Linked DNA regions of Homo sapiens: region 1 is linked to region 2. Evidence: read pairs that join two places in POLR2A ChIA-PET (ENCODE). Cell type or tissue: OCI-LY7. All regions are shown on one strand. Each heading gives the region's core, and the rest is flanking DNA. Links, peaks and the distances in the headings are about the cores only.

The links. ChIA-PET counts read pairs that join two places held together with the same protein. Peaks named below come from ENCODE experiments on the same cell type or tissue, not always from the same donor. Only the 100,000 strongest peaks of a DNase experiment are listed, where the experiment ranks them.
Region 1: POLR2A ChIA-PET joins it to region 2 with 10 read pairs; 2 of 35 experiments call an interaction of 5 or more read pairs at or near these places.

The regions. Positions count from the first base shown.
Region 1 is chr12:78,396,405-78,407,868 of GRCh38, reverse strand. No RefSeq gene overlaps it. Among named protein-coding and RNA genes, the nearest start is that of LINC02424, 42 kb to the right of the region's middle. In OCI-LY7, for the core only: no CTCF peak of the experiment used is centred there; no DNase peak of the experiment used is centred there.
Region 2 is chr12:78,452,135-78,463,598 of GRCh38, reverse strand. No RefSeq gene overlaps it. Among named protein-coding and RNA genes, the nearest start is that of LINC02424, 98 kb to the right of the region's middle. RefSeq lists a silencer at 5,374-5,423. In OCI-LY7, for the core only: no CTCF peak of the experiment used is centred there; a DNase peak (open chromatin) is centred at 5,448; H3K4me3 peaks cover 673 bases; H3K27ac peaks cover 776 bases.

The sequences.
Region 1 (11,464 bases), core at 1,801-9,800, 56 kb after region 2:
TCTCCTGCTTTCGTTAACTCACTTATCAAACAGTGAGCAGCTAATGGATCATAGATTCTAGAATAAAGACAATGTAGAATAGAGCCACAGCTGCCCCACAACAGGCATGTAGCATGAAAAAGAAATAAATCCTTTTATTTTTGTAAGCTACTAAAATTTTGTGGTTGTTTGTTACCACAGAATTACTTGGCCTATCCTGTCTAATATATCTGTTCAATATACCTTGAAAACGGTTGATGCTTTGTTTAGAGAGAATGTTTGGCCATTATTTACCATCAGAACCTCTAAAAGAATTTGTTCAACAGGATCATTTATCATGAGGAATTAACTGTAAACAGATGAACACATCACTGTTACTGTGGTCAGGTAACAGGACATAGAAATAGTTTTGCCTTAAAAATTATCTTAAATCTGTTAAATAAAATAATCACACCCCAGCGTAACCCATGTCTTTATAATAACATGAGATTTCTCATTTTAGAATGTTTTCATATGGAGAGCCAAGAGTAAAGAACACAATGAGTAAACCATGTTTAATTATTTGCCTTTCTATAAGAAGCACGTACGTTTATTTATTTTTTTCTAACAACAAAAAGCACCATTCCTTACTCCAATGAAAAAATAAAACACAGGAAAAATGTTGTTTGGTTCAAAGCCCACATTTTCCCACTTCACTTTTCATTTTGTTCTTTAAGTGCTGGTACTGAGGAGTGATTTTACTGTGTAAACAGCTCAGTATTTCCACTCATTTCTAGTAGTTACCAACGGCCTTTTATGGTGATTTAAGAGAATTCTGTTCCTGCCACATAACATATTTAAGCTAAAAGGAGGCATTGAGGTGTCATGTCGTCAATGGTGCTAAATTCTTAAACCCTTACATATGCACAAATATGCAGTGTCAATAAGAAATGATTTTGGTATCAGTAATACTGAAAGAGAAAGTGAGAGAGAGAGAGCACACAGAAGGCAGCCTGGTTCCCTCAGAAAGGAACTGACAAGTTCTGTTTTATCACATTCCCTGTAAAATGTTACAAGATATACTCTAGAATACACTTTTTTGTATGATTTACAATTAGAGAATTCTTCTTTTACATTAAAACACAGATAGATTTTCCAGCTCAATAATTTCCCCAAAATCTCAGGCAATAAAACAGCCAATTGGACCAGCTTGAGAAAATAAAAATACGAAGATATTTTCTCTAATTGAGCTACACTGTGGAGGCCTTAATTGTATGCTGTGTTTAAAAAGATGATCTGTGCCACCAACAATATTCATATTCTCTCTGTAGATGGCAGATGATTAGTCTCCAAGAACACTGTGATAAATGCCCTGCTACACTAGGAATCGACTGTTCTAATGTTTGAGGACATGCTTTGTTTTCATATCTGTATCAACACAAAATCTTTATTTGCAAGGTCTGTCATTTCAACTTACTTGTGAGAAATGATTTCCTCTCTTAGAGATTGTCAGTACTCATCTTAAATTCAAGTCATCAACAAGGACAGCAAATGGAGGAGAGTTCCTAATGACTTCCTAATGCCAAGAATATACAAACATCTTATTCTAGAAAAAGATACTATCAGTGATTATCGCTCTAAGAAAGGGAGAAAAAAAAAAAAGACTTTCAGAAACACTCTCAGTTCAATGAACCCTATCCTACCTTTTCTCTTTCCAGAAAAATAAAATACACATGAATGAATGATATAAAAGAGGTCAGGTATATCAATGCCGTTTCAATATTGAGTGACTAGTCTTTGGAAGTTCTTCAAAGGCAGCTAGGGTGAAGGAAAATTTCTTGATTCTTGAGAAAATTAGTTGGAATTACAATGATAAGAAATTACAATAAGAAATGAGAAATGTGCAGGACAAAGAAGCTAGGCTCCTTTCACTGAAAAACCAGATAAAAGACAAAGCACAAAACTTTAATGATGCTGATTAGATGCCATTCAGGGACAGCCTCAGAAACTGAAAACTCCCCACTTTTGTAAGCATGGGGAAGATACTAAAGAAAATAAGAAAATTGTCTCAACCCTAAAAAATATAGTACACTACTCTGAACTGAAGGTGACAAAACATCCTATTTGGATGATTATAAGATATTTGGAGTAAAGATGTTTTCCTAAGACAAACTAATATGTAGTCAAGAGAGTATTTTAATAGGACTATATTATTTTCAATAATATTTGAATTGATAGGTGTTATCATTGGATAAATAAGCCTGATCTTAGCCTAAGAATCAATCTTATTCAGGGAATATATAATCCATGTGTAACCATGTGTCTAAATGTGTTTCTTCTGTGCTGTGTTTAGGGCTTTATGACATGCTGATCTCAATCCCTAGCCATGAATATGGCACCTTGGGAAAGGCTGGCTGATGACATCTTGAACTGGCAGTTTTCACCTCTGAGATAGGCTTGATTGCCCTGGCCTTTAAATGTCAGGGGCTGTGCAGGAAAGGTTGAGACTTTGCTCTTAAAGATCTAGCAGCTCCAAGATCTTCCCTGCTGATGGAGAAAAAGCAAATATTTTGTATCTTTTGAAATCTAAAAATTTACTCTCCTCAAATTAAACAGAATGGGCAAAAACTTATCTCTATTGTCCTTCAACTCAGAGAGAGCTACTAAACGTAGCAACTTTCTTAAAGCTAGCTTTTAATCTCCAGAAGACACGTCTGAGGCATGTTATTAAAAGGATAAAAAGGCCAGACGTGGATCCTCACACCTGTAATCCCAGCTGTGAGGCTGGGATGGGTTAATCACCTGAGATCAGGAGTTTGACACCAGCCTGGCCAACATGGTGAAACCTTGTCTCTACTAAAAACACAAAAATTAGCCGGGCATGGTGGCCGGCACCTGTAATCCCAGCTACTTTGGAGGCTGAGGCAGGAGAATCGCTTGAACCTGGGAGGTGGAGGTTGCAGTGAGCCGAGATCATGCCACTGCACTCCAGCCTGAGCAACAGAATGAGACTCCATCTCAAAAAAAAAAAAAAGAAAAGAAAAGAAAAGAAAAAAGGTTAAATCTTAGATAAGAGGTGTTACCTGGAGTTGCAAAGCAGACATTGATTAACGGTAAATGTGAAGAGCTTATATTCCTAAAGAAAGAAATATTTTTATCCCTATTCATCTAGGATATAGGCTCCCCCTTATAAAAATTGCTTTAATGTTTAAAATAGAAAAAGAAAAAATAATTTTATCTATAGAAAAAGGGACAAATATAGCTCATTAATATTTTGGTTGAACTTTCATAGTCATGGAAGTATTTTAATATGACAATATTATTTTCAATAATACATAGCTATGGAAGTAGAATGATAGTTAATTGAAATCATTTTTCTAGAATAGCACTGTCCCCCCCAAAATATAACAAGAGTTACTATACAATACAATTTTCTGTTTTGTTTTTTTCTTTTTTGAGACACGATCTCACTCTGTTGCCCAGGCTGGAGTGCCGTGGTGTGATCTTGGTTCACAGCAACCTCTGCTTCCTGGGTTCAAGCTATTCTCCCACCTAAGCTTCCCAAACAGCTGAGACTACAAGCACATGCCACCACACTTGGCTAATTTTTTTGCATTTTTTTTTTTTTTTTTTTTTTTTTTAGTAGAGATGGAGTTTTGCCATGTTGGCCAGGCTAGTCTCAAACTCCTGGACTCAAGGGATCTGCTCGCCTCAGCCTCCCACAGTATTGGGAGCCACTGAGCCTGGATGCAATTTTAAATTTTCTAGTAGGTATGCTAAAAAGGTAAAAAAGAAACAACATAAATAAATTTTGATATATTATTTAACTAATTTTATAATAAATAATCAGTATTAAAACAAATTTATACTGCCTTGGTTAAGTTTGACTTTAATGACTTAAAATGAAATAAGAATAAAAAGTCCCTCAGTTGCAATAGCTGCATTTCAAGAACACAATACCCACATGTGCCTAGCGGCTCTCATAGTGGACAGTACAGTATTGGAACACATCATCGTGAAAACATGCACATAAGAGTTGAGGAAAGGGAGGCTCAGATTGCGTAAATGAACTTTTTAAGGCTACCCAGCCAGAGAGAGTAAAGCCACCTCAACTGGGATCCTTTTTCTAAGCTCAAGATATTTCTTTTAAGTAATGTTGTGTTGCATTCTAATGCACTAAATTTTAATTTTACACACCAAAAAAAAAAAAAAAACCTTTTGTAGTTCTTAACAGTGCAGATCAATGAAGACTAATTCATTGATTATTTGGAAACTCAGAGGTTTCCAAATGGGCCTCTTTAAGACATATTCAGCAGCTCTGCAGGCTGATTAGGAGAAATGGACACTCTTAGGGGTCATATTTTATTCTTTCACTGAAATCAGCCAAATGTCCAAATTATCACAGGTCTCCTCCCTATGTTTTTCTTTCTCGTTTTAGTTGGCCATTAGGTTTGTGGTTTTATTAAGGTTCTTGTGGCAGTGTCAGCCACATTCCAGAAATCAAGTGCATCTCATACCATATCCAGATCCTTTTTTAAAGTGTCCTTCCAGACAACTGACCACAGGCTGAGTCACTCAGTTAACTCAGCTGTAACAGATGATGGATCTCCCTCACTATGGGATCTCTCATCCATCATAAAGCACACCCTGCTCTCTATAGAGATAATACACCATTACAGGGCTCAGGGATATAAGAGAGAAGAATCACAAAGAATAATACACCAAAGAATGTGTTTTGTCAGCACAAGATAGAGCCACATCAAGCAAGCAAACAAAAACAGAATTTTCTTCAGGTGTGAGTACATTTGCTTTATAAAAATCTTCCGTTCGATGCCCCATTTTGTCTGCTGTAAACATGCTTTGTTGCTGCATAAAATTAAGAGTCATCCTTTGTGTTCTCAGACCTTATATCTCTTTCATTGAATTATCCTCTAATGCCCAGGACTGTACTGGAAACTGTCCCAGTGGCTTGTCAAATCCTTTTATTTTTGTTATGAAGCAGGTTTTACCTGAAGGAGATGCCCATTTGTTGCCAAACTTAATTAAGGAAAGTTGGATCTTTTAGAACAAGAAAAGCATATGAGTGGCTAAATAGCAAAGGACATTTTATGTGTTTTTTCTACAGCACTAAAACAACACCGTGTTCTTTCCATCTAAATAAAAAGACAAAACAGAACACTTCTAAACCCTGCTGACGTTGTGCACATTATTTGCTCATCGTTATCCCCACTTAACAGGTGGAGAAATTGAGATAGTGAAAGATAATTGGAGCTACCTAGTGCCACAAAATAGAAGACAGAGCTAGAAGTCATTAACTTTCTCAATTTCCACAGCATAGCTGAGGCACTGTGGTTTTGAAAAAGAACAGATGGTAAGTGAAGGCAAGAGCTGAAGATGAGACCTTCCTTTAGTAACTCAGAAAGCTGTGGAATGCTATTATGCATGCTAAGTAGGATAGACACTCCATATATTGAAAGCAAGCCATAGTGCCTTATATGAGGTTATAAAAAATATATCCCTTTCAAAAGGGTGGCCTATATTTATATTATCTTTTAGTGTCCTATTTTCAGGGGACCCAATTCAAAGAAAGCTTTTGTTTGTTTGTTTGTTTTAAATAGTGGGTGGTCTTTTCAGTGATCTGTTCTGAAAAGACCACCCACTATTCACCCCAAGTAGTAGGCTACAATTAGATCTTTTAGATGGGTTTCTCTAGTTTGTTTTTGTTTTTTTTTTTTTGTTTGTTTTTGCCATTTAGTTCTGTAGTGCATTCAAAAAAATCTAATCCACAAATAAAGTCCATCTCTTGTTCCCAAATAAATTCTAACCTATTAAGGTGTTCCTTCTGTCTCCAGAAACCTTGGAAACAAACTTTTTACTGTAATGCAAACCTGAGAACCAAGAAGTCTGGATACTCTTCTTTTATGTACTATTTTTCATGTACCCATGACTTTTGTGTGTTTGTGTGTGTGTGTGTGTGTGTGTGTGTGTGTGTGTGTGGGATGGAGTCTCGCTCTGTCACCCAGGCTGCAGTGCAATGGCATGATCTCAGCTCACTGCAACCTCTGCCTCCCATGTCCTAGTGGTTCTTTTGCCTCAGCCTCCCAAGTAGCTGGGACTACAGGCCTTGTTTTCTTGATATATCAAAGAAAGGATACTTTAAGCTACGAGGCATAATTTCCTTCTGCCATACTCCCATCACTGATATTTCATTTTAATCTTATAATAACTTTTACTTCTATGTCTACAATTAAGACAAATTATTCAACTTTTAACTATATACTCTAAAACTACACTAATACGGTAACACTAGCCATATGTGGATATTAGCACGTGAAAAGTGACTAATTCTAGTGGAGGTACACTGAAGTGTAAAATGCACATTGGATTTGAAAAGCATTTAATACAAATAAAAGTAAAACATCTCAATTTTTATATTGATTACACATTAAAATAATATTTGAATATATTAGGATCAATAAAACATTTTAAAAATTAACTTCACCTTTTATTTTTAACTTTTTAAAGTGGCTATCAAAAATTTAAAACTGCATATGTGACTCACATTTTAGTTCTATGGGATAATGCTACTATAGAGCAGGGGGTGGCAAGCTTTTCTTGTGAAGGCCCAGATAGTAATATTTTAGATTTTGATGTGACTATACATTCCCTATTTTAATTATTCAGCTCTGCCACTATAGCATGGAAGTAGGCATAAACAATACGTAAACTAATGAGCAGGCTGTGTTCCAATAAAACTTTATGGACACAAATTAGAATTTCATATAATTTTCATATGTTATGAAATATTCTTTTTAACTGTTTAAAAGTATTTTTTTTTAAATCTCCTTTCATGGTACAAAAAAAAGTCTCCTTTCATGGGTCAAAAAAAGGATTCAGAATGGTCAGTCAGATTTGGCCCACGGGGTGTAGTTTGCCAACCCTTGTTACAGAGTATATGTTACAAAAAGTTTGATGTGAGAGCAATCCTGTCATCCACCAAAGCCCATTATTCCTGTCAAAGAGAACCAAGTCCTGTTATAAAATTGGAAAAAGAAATCTTAAATGAGGATGGCTGGGATGAAAGTAGAGGTAAGGATACTTGTTTAATTTCTCATGTTCCATACATCACAAACTTTTTTATCTTCAGGAATTAATGCTATCATATTTTATTCCAGATATTCTTATGCTAGTATATTTTATGCAACTTTTAAAAAATGGAGGAGATGAAGAAGTTGAGACAGAAGGTAAAAAAGAATTCACAGATGTTAGTTAATTCTTCTTCCTACATTTCAGTTTCCCTACCTATTGTACAGTAGGTGCATCAGCTGGTGGGGCTGAAAAGAGAAGTCAGCAGAAGGTGGTACCTTGGCAGAGTTGAAGAGCAGATGAAGTTTGTTATTTACATTTATCCATCCCGTCTACCTTTGCCTATTAACCTCTGACCTCACATAGTTTATAGTCTAGTAGGGCAAATAGATTTTAAGCAAATAAACATGTATCATTTAAAAATGTGAAAACGTGGCCGGGTGCGGTGGCTCATGCCTGTAATCCCAGCACTTTGGGAGGCCCAGGTGGGCAGATCACCTGAGGGCGGGAGTTCCAGACCAGCCTGACCAACGTGGAGCAACCCTGTCTCTACTAAAAATACAAAATTAGCCAGGTGTGGTGGCACATGCCTGTAATCCCAGCTACTAAGGAGGCTGAGGCAGGAGAATCGCTTGAACCTGGGAGGTGGAGGTTGTGGTGAGCCCAGATCGCGTCATTGCACTCTGGCCTGGGCAACATGAGTGAAACTCTGTCTCAAAAAAAAAGTGAAAACATATGAAATAAAAGAGCAGGCACAATAGAATGGTGTTTCCCAAACTTAAACGTGCATACATAACCTGAAGATTTTGTTAAAAGGCTGTACATGATTAAGTAGGTCTAGGTGACGCCTTTCATTCTGCATTTCTCTCAGGCTTCCAGGTGATGCTGACATTTTGATCCTTAGACCACATTTTTTAAAATGCAAGGTTGACAGTAAGAAGTACTTTCGTCTTTTTTGGTTCACTGATGCATCTTAATTACCTAGAACAGCACTTAGCAGACAGTAATCACTCAAATATATTTTGAATGAATGAAAGTTGATAAAGAAGAAAATAACATGGATATATCATTTAGATTGAGATATCCAAAAAAATGTCTCTGATGGAGAAATATTTGAGCTGAGCTTGCATCCAGAGCCATCTTACCTTCCAAAAGCTACCATTGCATCCCTCTTTCCTCCACTGTTTATTCTCAACTCTAAGAATGGGTTCTCATAAAGGACCCCAAATAAAGATGGAGATTATGGATAATAGTGAAATATGTTGCCACTTCTGTGGCATCTTTTTTTTGCAACATCAGTGTCATCAGTGTCTGGAGAAGGAACAGTTTCAAAGTAAAGACTCTCTAATAATGGAGTTCAAGGACTAGTGACAACCAAATGGGGACGTATTTGGTGTCAGTGTCCTTTTGATCATGCCAAATATGAAAACTACTACAAGTCTGTACATAAATGTAGTGATACAACCATTAACAAGAATGAGCAACATTTTTTTTTCTGTAAACTAAGTCTAGCAGTTATGACTAGCACTATTTTCCCTCACAGAGGAACTGATAGAATAGTGGACTCCTAGAGATGTAAAGAACCTGAGGGATCATCTATTTCAATCACTTTCTTAAGGTATTTTTTATTTCCTATTCAACCTTTAAACGGTTATGCAATCTGAGCTCACAAAACAATCCATTCTATTGTTAGTACCTTGTAAATGGTACTAAGTTGTATCATTAATAATTTATCTATTCCTAAATCTTTTATTTACTTGTTCTGATTCATTTATTCAACAGATATTTTAGTGCCAACATGTTGAGATAAGTGCAGTCATTCATGGGCCTTGCGTATATCTTCCTGTCCTCTGGAACCCATCAGAATAAGTCTGATTCATCTTCCCTGTGACAGTGCGTCATAGTTTTAGAAGACTGTTATTCTTAAAGATGTGGGAAACTGTCCATTTATCTTTATGAGAAGTTATTTCATTTGGTCACTCTGTCATAAGTGCCACATGCCAGTTGCTGTCACAAGTGCTTGGGATATTGCTCTGCACAAGACAAACATGATATCTCTCCTTATAGAAATTATAGTTTATTGAGTAGTGCATGCATTGAACAAGTTAATACAACATTGGATATTTTTTATAAGGCAAGAAAAGATACCATGAGATCTAGATAGTAAGAGAGTAGGATTTCTAAAAACTCAGCTTTTACGTTGAAGCCTAAAGGACTGAGGTTGAACAGAGTGGGAGAAAGAATATCCTAAACCAGGGAACAGAGAGCACAAAGACCCCATTTGAGAAACAGAATGTCGTATTTGGAACAAAGATGGCTATAGCATAGTGTGGGAAGGAAAAGTTTTATGAAATAAAGCTGGAGGAACCAGGTCTTGAAGGGCATTGCAACTTAATTTGAAGGCTTTTTACTTACTTGAGCCAAAAGACATGAAGGTGAGGAGTTTTAAGCAAGATAGACACAATCAAATTTGAATTCTATAAAGATTGCCCTGACTTCAGTGTTCAGAATGGAATGGAAGTGAATAAAGTAGAGACAGGGAGATATGCCAGTGTTTCTTAAAATGTGGCATGCATATAAATCATATGAGGATCTTGTCAAAATGTAGATAAGTAGGGTTGGGTGAGCCCTGAGATACCACATTTCTAACAAACTCCCAAGTGCATGAAGAAGACTGTGGGCTGAGAGATGATGGAAACTAGATAAAGTGATAGCAGTATAGATGAAGAGAAGTGGATGGATTCAGGTGAGTTTTAGAAAACAGATTCAGTAGGTCTTCACATATGATTTGATGTGGGATAAGAGGGAAAGGATGTTCCCCAGGTTTCTGGCTTAGCAAATGGGGAGTTAGGGTCATGATGTCTTTGACCATTTTATGATTGAAAACATGGCAAAATCTCAATTATTTTCAGCCTTTCATAAATATAACAAATTTCCTCCAGTCAGCTGTCTTGGTCCATGAACTCTCATGTATGTATTCTAAGATGTGTTAAGTGGCTTAGAAAATGCATAAGTATAAGTGTATTGCCTTGATATGGGATTTCTGTTTTTTTAAAGACAAACAATCTGGGGATTAGCTTTCTGTATACATAGCAACTTGCACATCCAGTAACTATATCTTTGCAGGAGTGCAGATCTGTACTTCTACAGTGCACTGTGGACTTCAATGGCTTGCCTACCAATGGGGTCTCTTTTGGCTTTAGCAGCAGAAGTGGGTAACCAGAGATGAAAAGGCTCATTTCCTAAGTTTTTACTACTGGTGTGACAGTAAGAATGGAAATCACATTTCTGTGATGAGCCGACATGGTTTTTAACAGCTAGCATTCTTTCTCCACTCCCACAGCACATTCTCTGGCAGATTTCTGTTAAACAGAAGAGGCAATGTAAAGGTCTGATTATTATAGATTTCTTAAAGTTTAGCCCACATAACAATTGCACCCAACCTTTCTAGAATAGTTGAGAGAAGAGAGAGGAAAAGAAAAGTCTGATGTATTGAAACAACAAAATCTCATTGTGAGAGACACATCTGTTCTCTCTCCTGTCTGAAATATAATACCATTTTGTTTTATGAACAAAATGTTTATCTGTTGAACTATTCAGGCACAGGGATAATGAGCAGGTCCTAGACTTGTAAGCTGACTTGGAGAGTTAAAATATTCTTGGTTGCTAAGCTTTAAAAAGGTGGTTGTTTGTGGTATATAATCCATAGTTTTCCATCTGCTTAAATTGAAGCTGACAGAAATTCAAAGTCAATGCCTTCCTTATAAAGTGATCCTTTGTGATGTAATTACAGAATAAAATCTCTAGGCTGAAATAGGATTTTCTCCCATGGAGATAACATTAAAAAGAAATAGAGATACTAATAAACAATCTGAGAACATAGATGAGTAGCAATGAAAGGAAGAAAAGTCATTTCTTTAATTCTCTTGAATGCTGTCAAAAAATAACAGCACTCAGCTGAAACAAGCAATTTAAACTAGGCTACAGGAATTGAGAAAGCCAACTGAGGTATTGCCAAAGTCCCAGGAAAAGACAGTTGTCTTATGACAGAAGACATCATTATGGTACCTGCCCAGCACGCAACACTGCTCTCTGTCAATTTGCCTGCTGAACAACAGGATGGGTCCCTGTGGAGAAGATGATTCTATTTCTTTCTTCCTGGATTCATGAAGAAACCTAATTTCTCAGCCTTCCTTGTGTTTAGATCACCCTGTGATTAAGCTCCAGCAATAGAATGTGAGTAAAAATTATGAATGCCACCTCTAGTCCTGGCTTCTAAGAACCCTTCCAAGAACTCCTCCACCTGTTCTGTTGCTTCACCCATTGGCTGCCCAGTTGAAGAAGAAACAATAGAGAATTCTGACATCATAGAGAAAGCCAAAGCTATAAAAGCCACCGACTGTGGTGGTGTTGTTACAGC
Region 2 (11,464 bases), core at 1,841-9,840:
TTACTAACCACACGACACACTTAAAAGCTAGTAGAGATTGTAAGAGCAGGGCTTATGAAAAAACCTGAACATGGCTAAAGAGGACTGTCAAAACAACTTTAATTGTGGTGAGAGAGCATGGAAATGACACTCATCATAGCAAAAGATGCTACTGGAAATGGACCAGCTGGCCAGCTAAATGTTTCATTCATTAAGAAAAGAATCAGGGCATTTGCCAGCAACATGGACAAAAGCAGAAGATTCAGAAAGATTTCACAAAATTTGTGAAAATTTAAGATGGTTTTTTTAAAAAAGGTAGACCACACTCTTAAGGGTAGGAATATATCGCTCTTTAGCAAAATTGCTTATTAAAGAAGATATACAACAAATATCTTAAAATCAGACACTGACTAGAATCTTGGTAATAGACTTCAATATACATTTCGGTGAGGTTTTAGTTATGATAGATGTAGGCCCATATTCTTATAAATGTTAATGGCCCATATGTACAAATTGGTCCATTTGCCAATAAGCACATTTATTTGTAAGCTAGCCAATTCTGTCTATTCAAAAATTCAAGAAAACATTTAGAATGATTTACAAGCATAAAAATTATGACCATTCTTACTGCAGACAATTGGTATAAGGCATTTTCACTGTAATGGGAAGTAATTGTCACCTGCAAGAGACTTTTGCTTTTGTTCCACTACATTTCATTTTCTACACAACAGCAGATTTTAAAAATTATAAATCAGATATCACTTTACTGCATGAAACACTTCAATAGCTTCCCAATGCAATGAAAATAACATCAAAACTACTTAATATACCATTAAAGATTAATATTATCTTCCACTTCAGGTTATAACCATCTTTCAGTAAATGTATTTCTCTAAGCAGGTCCCTCTTCCTGTTTGTGGAAGATACTACCAAGCACCTTCCCTTGAATCTAATGTTACTTTGGCTCAGAATTCTCTGGCCCCAAGTTTGCTCATAGCTGAGTTCTTAAATCCATTGAAATCTCAGATAAAATATCATCTCAAGAAAGCCTTCTCTGGCTCTCTTATCAAAGATGTTCTGCTTCCAGCTCATCTCTACCCCGTTTCCATGGTTATTATTTTTTAATTCTCAGAGCACCTTTTATTCTTTCTTAGTATTTTGATGTTATTATTGGTCTTATCCTAGAACATACTCATGAAATTTTTCTATTTACTACTATATCTCCATCATTCATAATCGTCACTGGCACCTATTAGGCATTTATCACGATAAGTATTTGACTGAATAAATGACTGAATGAAGAAACTGCCTCTGCAATTTTATTTTTAGCTTTTTTTATTCTTTCCATTATAGTTTACGCTGCTTTTCAGAATATAAACAATTACCCATTTGATGTTCTAATTGATTTCTGTCAAGGAGAGTTAACATTTTATCTGGTTTCAGGAAGGTTTTGGTGTTGTATCCTGTATGAGCAGGAAAATATAGCTTATTCTATAAAATGCACACCAAGAAAAACAATCCAATTGTTGCAGATAAATTGAAACTAATATTAAAGCTCCAAATGCTGCCTTAACTATGGAATATTAGAGGCTACAGCTATAAACAAATCAGTCTAGTGGGTAGAAATCATTCATTCATTTGCCAGTCCTGCAAGGTCTTGCTCAATCTCATTAACTCTGTGAAGTGTCTCCAGAGTCCTCCATTCTTCTCAGTTAAAATTAATCACTCTTGAATCTAAGTTTCTACATATACTTTATACTTAACTTTTGTTTCAGTGGAGAATTATATTTAATTGTTTAGGTATCTGTCTCCTACTAGAGACTGATAAATCCTTTGGGACTAGGATCACATTTACTTATAGTCTAGCCACAGTGACTATTACACATAGTATAAATCAAATATTTTAATAAATTTGACGTTTCTAAAACCCAAAAAAGTCCACTTTAGACCAGGTGTAAAAGTGCGTTGATAAAATTCACTAGCCTTGGCATATATCAGTTTGTAGGTTTAAAACAAGGGTCAGCAAACTATGGTCTGTTGTCTAAATTTTGGGTTTTATAGAGTCCAAAAGCTAAGAATAGTTTGTGCATTTTTGAATAATTTTTTTAAAATGAAGAGTTTTTCATGACATATGAGAATGATATGAAACAAAAAATCCAGTGACCATCAAATGTTCTATTGAAAGTGATGAGTTTCAGGATGCACTACCTCAAACTATGGCACTGTGACATTTGAGAAAATAGCAGAAGCAAAAAGATTACTCTCTCCTTCCCTTGTCCTTCTCCCCTGAAGCAGGTCATAAAATCTAGGAAGGATTTTCTGACCTTCACTTGAAACAGTAAGACCCTTAGAGGTACCTGTTCTACATCTGTAGGAAAGGAGCATCCTCATCTCTGAAGATATAGGGAAACAGAATAATCAAAACAAATGGGGCTTCCTAAGATTTCCCCATTTATTACCATTAAATCATATCCCCTTTGTCCAAACCTATTGCTGCATTTGCCTCATTATACTGTCCTTCTTTTTGAAATCCAGGAAAAGCCAACCAGCATTAACATCAACACAGAACTTAAGTCTGATAAGAAATATGTACAATTGATTATCTCTGAAGCCTGCTACCTGGAGGCTTCATCTGCGTGATAAAACTCCAACAACCCATTATCATCATAACCCAGACATTCCTTTCTACTGTCTCCAGGTCTTCAAATAATAACTTAACTTTTTCAACCAATTGTCAATGAGAAAATATTTGAAATCTACCTATGAACAGGAAGCCCCTTCACTTCAAGTTGTCTTGCTTTCCATATGTAACCAATGTACATCTTACAGGTATTGATGTATTCTGTCTCCCTAAAAAGTATAAAAGCAAGCTTGCCGGGTGCAGTGGCTCACACCTGTAATCCCAGCACTTTGGGAGGCCGAGGAGAGCAGATTGCGAGGTCAAGAGATCAAGACCATCCTGGTCAATATGGTGAAACCCCATCTCTACTAAAAATACAAAAATTAGCCAGGCGTGGTGGTGCATGTCTGTAGTCCCAGCTACTTGGGAAGCTGAGGGAGGAGAATCACTTGAACCGGGGAGACGGAGGTTGCAGTGAGCTGAGATCGCACTACTGCACTCCAGCCTGGGTGACAGAGTGAGACTCCATCTCAAACAACAACAACAAAAAAGGCAAGCTGTACCCTGACCAACTTGGGCATATGACATTAGGTCCTCCTGAGGCTGTGTTATGGGTGCATTCTTAACCTTGGAAAAATAAACTTTCAAAATTGATTGAGACCTGTCTCAGATACTTTTGGGTTCACAAGCTAATACAATAGTCAATAGCTTACATCAACTTAAAAACTTTTTCCCCTATAAAGCCACTTGTAACTGCTACTATGGAGCATATATATCCAGGGCAACTTGAATCTATGTCTCACGGGTTGCAGTCCTCAAACTTGGCCCAAATAAACTCTCTATTTATATTAATCTAGTACTATATTAATTTTTGTTTCTTTTTTCTGATTGATATTTCAAATAAATTTGGTCACAGCCACCATCAGGGAATGGCAGTTTCCCAATGGATCAAAACACCTGAAACTGGTGATCAACAGCTTTCCCAGTGTTACCACAGGGTCCTTTCTCACAGAGTTCCCAAGATGGTGGCGGGCTGCTTCCAAGATGGTGGCAAGCCTCATGTTCTGTGACCTGGGGGTTCTTGGCCTCACGGATTCCAAGGAATGGAATCTTGGGCCATGTGGTGAGTGTTATAGCTCTATTAGAAGCCGTGGGTCACGGAAGAGAACTGTGGAACCCAGTGACTAGTGTTCAGCTCGATTAGGACGAACCTGGGCGCTTAGTCATGCAGGAACAATGGCAAGCCTTTAGCCCCATCTGGAGCGGCAATGGGCGCCTTGCTGGATCAAGAGCACAGTGGACACCCTTCCAGATCTGGAGTGATGGAAGTCTGCGACGCAGTGGTGGATGGCGAGCGAAAGCTCAGCTCAAGCGTAACAAACACGGACCAGAAGAGTACAGTTGCAAGATTTAATAGAGTGAAGATAGAGCTCCCATACAAAGGGAGGGGACCCAAAGGGGGTTACCGTTGCCAGCTCGAATGCTTGGGTTTATATCCTGATAATTGTCCCTCCCGCTGTGCTCTCAGGCAACAGGTGATTGGCTATTCCTTTACCTCCAGTTTTTGCCTAATTAGCATTTTAGTGAGCTCTCTTTCCTACCTGATTGGTCGGGTGTGAGCTAAGTTGCAAGCCCCATGTTTAAAGGTGGATGTGGTCACCTTCCCAGCTAGGCTTAGGGATTCTTAGTTGGCCTAGGAAATCCAGCTAGTCCTTTCTCTCACCAGTAAGATCTCAGGAATTGGGCAAGTGGGCTCGAGCATGCCATTAAGAAGCAAAATGGCAAAGTTTAACTGGTATATGAGCTTCTGGGGGCATTCCACTGGAAAAGGGGAGAATGGCTCAGGTGAGCATCCATACAACTCCAGTAAACACACTGCACATGCTCACTTCCCAAGTGCTAGCTGGCCACCACACATGCGAGCAGCTCACACTAAGGGAATAATCAAGGGAAATGGGATGCGAGATTCTGGAAGTATGCCAGCATATAAAACCCCAAGTCAAAGGTCAAACCCCACACTTGTACTCCAAGATGCCTTCTTGGCCCTCTTCCAGGTGTACTCTACTTTTCTTTTCATTCCTGCTCTAAAGCTTTTTAATAAACTTTCACTCCTACTCTAAAACTTGGCTCCATCTCTTTTTCTGCCTTATGCCCCACAGTCAAATTCTTTCTTCTGAGGAGACAAGAATTGAGGTTGCTGCAGACCCCTACGGATTCGCTGCTAGTAGCTCGGATACTCACCACCTCTAACAATAAGACCAGTAAAGCCTAAAAAGTCTACTATCTGAACTCCACAAAACAGCTCTGCCAGTCCTTACTCAAAAACAAAGAATCGTGTTTATTTTCAGGCACCATAGGAAAGGATTGCCCTCTCCCAAGCCTTTCTAACTCCCTCCCTCCACATAACCCCTGAATATGGTCATCTCATATTGCTCATATAGAAACTCACAAGAAGGCGTATTTGTTAGCCCAGCACACCAGACTTTTACAAAGTCTATTTTGTAAAAACAATGTGATGTTTTAGGGAGTAAATCCAACATCTCTCCTAATTCATTACCCTTGTAAAAATGCTTCAGGATCACTACAATTGACTTTCAAACTGAGGGCATTCCCCTTATTGTTATTTAGCTAATTTAACCTGACTTTTCAAGAAAATGAGATGTACTGTGAAACAGCCTGAAAGAACACCTAATGCTTATCTCAGAGAGTGCTGTTACTCCACTTGACTCTACATCTTGAAATAAAGTCAATTTTCTTGTTAGCTTACAAAAGAGAAAGAGAAGGAGTGTGACCAAAAGCCTGTGGTCTATAACAGGAGGAAGTGAGAGAGAAGGGAAGAGAGAGATTTGTTCTTAAGCTTTATGAAACACCAGAATGAGTCAGTTCCCATTTTGTTTACTTGATAATAGACTTCAGGAAGAACACAAAGATAGTACTCAGAAAATTAGCAAGTCACTTGTAACCAGATAGTTTTCCTGAGATATGTCTATATCTTTTGTCCTCTACTTATTCTTTGACTTCCTTGCTTCCATTTTCAGTGCTCAACGCAAATCCTGAAAAGTGCTTATCCAAAAACCAACCTTCCCATTTCTAATTTTCCAAGTAAATCAACAAATTTGAACCTCTGATAGAGCCAGTGAACTGCTACACAATACCACTGTCCTCAATTAACATCTTCTCTAGGCAATTTGCACCAAATGAAGTTCCCTTTGTGTCCAGCCGATGTTTTAAGGAAATAAAATGATAAAATGGAGAAATCTTTTAGATTGAGCTTGTTCAGATAACATCTAAGGGGCCATCTTTTTTTACCCACTCTTCTTCAACTCCAAAAAAGAAGCAAAGAGGCCTTAAAATATATCCCACCTGTTGTGAAGTAATCACTCTCCGGGTTGATCAGAAATCCTATTCTATGATGGTTAGTAGACCCTGAACACTGCATCTTGTAGAATAAGTGAGGCACCACCTCTCTGAACACAGTTTGCATCCTTTTAGGAGGAAAACAATTAAAACATTCTCCCAGGCACTGAAACAAACACTAAAGTTTTAAATCACAAATTCACCAAAAACACACAGACACGCACGCACATATACCAAATGAATATACATATATATTAATATATCTAATGAGAGAAAGACATTTGTAAAATAGCCCTGTAAATTAAAAATATTTCTAGTTATAGAGTAATGTAAAAGTAGAATGCTAACAAGTGAATTTCCCTGTAGCTTGATCACTCTAAAGAGAAATAGCAATTAGATACTATTTTTCTCAGACTTGTAGCCAGGGAAGAGTATTTTACAATTTCAAAGCTGAAAAGAAGAGCTACATTATAGAGACATATCAGCTGATAAAAGTAATGCTGACCAGGAAGCTTTTATTTTCAAAATGTTTTATTAAACTATATTCTATTCTAGAATATGGTGGGTTTTTTAATTGGATTACCCTCCAGGTGCAAAAGTGAGCCTATTGTTCTGCCACCTTTTCCTCTGAGGGAGCCCTAGGATTATTAACCTTCTCCATTAGGAAAGACAGACAATATCCTAATGCCTAGTTTGAAGGGATAGTTGGTGTCTGCAAACCTATAGAGAGACTGGCAGAATGTATATTCATTAATTCAACTGATATTTATTGTGCTGTGGATACAGCAACAAACAAAACAGACAATTCCTACAATTGAGAAGCTTACCTTCTAGTTGACGGAAACAGATGATGCATAACAAGCATAACAAGTAAATAACAGCATATTAAAGATGACATGTGCTATGAACAAAAGGAAGGCATAGAGAATTAAAGTGGGGGAACAGTTGTTATGATTTTAAAGGAAATAGTCAAGACTGGCTTCATTGAGAAGATGACATTTGAATATCTGAAGACCAAAAATCTTGGAAAAAAAAAAAAAAAAAAGACCCAGGCAGAGAAAACAGCCAGTACAATGGCCTTGAGTTTGGACTATGCCTGGCATGTTTAAAGAACCTCAAGGAAGCCAGTGGAGTGACAGTAGATTGTGTGAGGGTAAAGTAGTCAACAAATAAGTTAAGGTAGAGGTAGGAAGATGATGTAAGGAGTTAAAGTAATAATCTGAAAAATAGATGTGGCCCCATTGGCAGACTTTGAGCAGAGGCTTAAAGATACTGCTTTGCTGGAGTTGTAATTGTAGGGCATATAGCTTTGAGAAGGCATGAGTGTTTTAGGACCTGAAATTTATTCTCATACATGAAGCATGACTTGTCTCATATGAGGTGTGATAGTATAAAGATAGCACAGTTAAGACTTTTTGTTTAGAACACAGGAGAATTAATGAGTTCCAGGTTTGCTGAGTGATTCATGAGCCACTTAATCTTTCTATGCCTCCAAGAGGTTGTAAGCAATAATGCTAGTCACCACGTGTAGGTCTCAGAAGGGTTTGAGAAACTAGGGAGATGATGGAGGAAAGATAAAGTGTCAGATCAATATGAGTTGTCTTATAGCTACAGAGTTGATGACAATCTTATGTATGTTCTAGTTGACACAACAATTATAGTGTTTTCTATCAGGATCCAGAGTGTCTATGCTGAGGCTAGAAAGTCAAATTTTTAGAAGATTGTTATAGTTGTAAGAATGATAGGATATAAAGTATATATAATTGAGTTTTACAGTAATAGTGTTGTAAAGGTGCTGTCAGGAGGCCACTATGATAGATGTCAGATAAATCTACCGGATGGAAGACTCAAAAGTGTTAGGCCAAATGTGGAAGAAGCAGCTCAAGCCGAAGTCAGGCATGTCACCAATGTTAAGTGACAAAACTAGCTATTGGAAAGCAAAGAAAGGGAATAAGAATTGCCCTTATAAAAATGTCTAATTTGTTCTACAAAGACAAAAGAACAGATTTTTGTTAGTTAACAAAATGTAATGGAATCAGATTTTTTAAATGTCAAAAATGAGAGTAAAATGTTTCCTAAGATGATAGCTACATAGCAAAAATATCAATATGATAAATAAAAATGGTAGGATAACATAGATGATCTACCAACAGACTCTCTTACATGATGTGAAGGAAGCTGGAACTTATCTAATCAAAATCCTGCAGATCACATTACATAGAATACCAATTATGAAAAACAAGTTGCTCTATTATACTTTCTTTAGAGAGCATATATTTTTTAATCAAATAAGTTAACTGTAAGCAGAAGCATTGGCACCCTTTCCCCATATCAGACTAAAAGAAATAGGTTTATCAAATATCTTCTGTAAATGGAGGCTGAGTGGGATAGGGATATGAAATAAAAATGTTCTGGTGCTAGAGGATAAAGACTGAGGACAGTGTTCCCCAAGGTGGCTTGCTTAGAAGTTTTGGTTAGAAGTAGGTGGGAGGTTCTGTAATCAAATATATTTGGGAAATACTTGTTAAAAGCACATCATGCTTCAAAAATAGGCAAACAAGATAATAGGATAAAATGGTGGGCCACTTAAAGAATGGATGCAGAACCAACTAGAAATCCAGTGAGAGCTAATTTAAGGTGGCACTATACAAAAGGACTGGAGAATCCTTCAAAGAAAAAGTTACTTCTTTAAGAGTTTTGATGAAGACTCTTGTCATAGACTATGAAAAAATTATTTTGTGTTCATAGCGTTTTAGACTTGAAAATACCCTGAAGAATACCGGATTTCCTCTTTTACAGTCCTGTGCACTGAGACTTCAAAAGGTTAAGTGATTTACCTAAGGCCATAGAGCCAAAATTTGAAATGAAATTCAAGTCTTCAATCACAATATTCTTTTACTTCAAAACTTCTAAGTATCAGGCCGGGCGCAGTGGCTCACGCCTGTAATCCCAGCACTTTGGGAGGCTGAGGCGGGTGAATCATGAGGTCAGGAGATCGAGACCATCTTGGCTAACGCGGTGAAACCCCGTCTCTACTAAAAATACAAAAAATAAGCCGGGCGTGGTGGTGGGCGCCTGTAGTCCCAGCTACTTGGGAGGCTGAGGCAGTAGAATGGCGTGAACTCAGAAGGTGGAGCTTGCAGTGAGCCGAGATCACGCCACTGCACTCCAGCCTGGGCGACAGAGTGAGACTCTGCCTCAAACAAACGAACAAACAAACAAACAAACAAAACTTCTAAGTATCATGAAAAGAATGATAGATTCTTGCAATAAATATGGTATTATCCTCTATTTGAGGTAAGTTATTTCTAATGCATTTTGCCATGAGAACTGCATTTTCCTTCTTTGGCAGAGAATCTCCTTTTCCTAGCAAAAAGCTCTTTGTACCTACACCAAGCATTCCAAAAATACAGATGCACTGAATATTTGATCTGTGCTTTCATTTTTTAAGTTTCTACCATCATTTTATCATCAATGAATTTTTATCAGTGTTTACAGATCTGAAATAACTACAGAGCTGATATTAGGAAGATATTATGATAATATAGGTCATAAGACATAGCTACAGGATAAATATAGATCTGATACGAGAAATGTAGAATGAGACAGAAAATTCCAAGTCAATAATCTCACCAATACTGAAAGATGCACATACAACCAAATAATTACATGTAAAAGATGACAACTGAATAAGTTCTATAATCTAGTTAACAGTATTGTATCAATGCTAATTGTCATAGTTACATAAAATGACAACACTGAGGGAAGCTGGGTGATAGACAGGCACACCCTATGTATTGTTTTTGCAACTTTTGTAAGCCTATAATTATTTCAAAATAAAATGTTAAAAACAAGCAAAGAGAAAAAAAAATGCCATAATTCATTAACAGGATCCAAAGACCTCCCTAAACTGCCAAAGAAGTACATGGAACAGAAAAGATTAAGAAACCCTGGCCTAATCCTTCTTGGTAACCACAAGCAGAGGTGAGGCTCAATCACAGGCCTGGGTATCTTCCAGAAAACTACTTCGAGTTGACAAGATTCAAACAAATCCATTTCCAGGAATTTTTGCGTATCTTTTTTTCCTTATATAATGGTTCAGGTCACAATTCCTCCTCCATCCAGAAGAATAGAAAGAAAACTTTTGTAGTGCTTTTTGCTGACTGATTGCAGACTATCTTTCTGGACCACTCTTACCCCCACTCTCCCTAATTTAGTAAGCAGGTAAAACTAAATGAGATGAGGTTGGCAAGAACTGCCAATCCAAGTTAAAAAGAAAAGAAAAGAAAAAGCAAACTATAAAAGAGCTGATCTCTCCTTACTTTTGCCATCTAATTAATGTGTCAGTTCTTTCAAGACTGAAGACAGAATCAGGAACATGACTTACTGTTGAAGATGTAAGAAATATTTTTCTGATTCATTTTATCAGAAAATTTAAGTTTTATATTAAGAAACATTAGTAGGTCATATTTTATGCTCATAAATATGTATCAAGTATTTTAAATATTTAACATATTATATTAATAAATATATTGTTAAAATAGTATAATCTAAAGATGTAGCTTTCAAAATTCTTTTTGTAAATAATACAGTGCCAAGTAAATAAAACAAATATAATGTTTGGAATCTATATGCATACCAAAATATACCTATGAACATATGTATTGTTTACACCAGAAGGAGTTGAAAAGAAACTTAAATTTCTCTAAATAATTTTTGCCTAAACTTCAACAATGGAATATAACTTAGTATTTCAAACATGAAATGTAACTTTTAGAACTGAAGCTCATCCTACTTGATATTTTGAAAGGGGAACAAATTTTAATATTCAAATTTCATTATTTCTCCTCAGTGAAAACTTGCCAAACAGGTTCACATCCTTCAATTTAAATGTGAAAATACTTCAAAAGCATTTTGGAGCCATTTTTTTTCTTAATTGTTAACTCTGAATGCAGAGTACGTTCAGTAAACTAGTTTTTCACACAACGCCCCAGTTGTCATTCCATTAGTTTCCTAGGGCTGCCATAACAAATTACCACAAACTAGGTAGCTTAAAACAACAGAAACTGATTCTTTCTCTGTTCTGGAGACTAGAAGTTTAAAATCAAGGTGTTTTTAGAGTTAGTTCCTTCTGAGGCTCTGAGGGAAAATCCACCCTATGTTGTTCTTTGACCTCTGGTGCCTGCCTCAATGCTTGGTGTTCTTTGGTTTAGGGCTGCATAACTCCAGTCTCTGCTTTTGTCTCTCTGTGTCTTCATTCTCTGCCTGCCTTACTCTCATAAGGACACCAATCCTTGGATTTGCTGTTCAACTTAGATCTGGAATCATTTCATCTCAAGATCCTTAATTACATCTACAAACATGTTATTTCAAATAAAGTCACATTCGCAAGTCCTAGGGAATATAACGACATATCTTTTTGATTCAACATAATTCAACCATTGTTGATTAAGTAAGCCATTATTGAACCTACTGCAAACAGAATTTTATCTTAGAAGTAAACAGGAA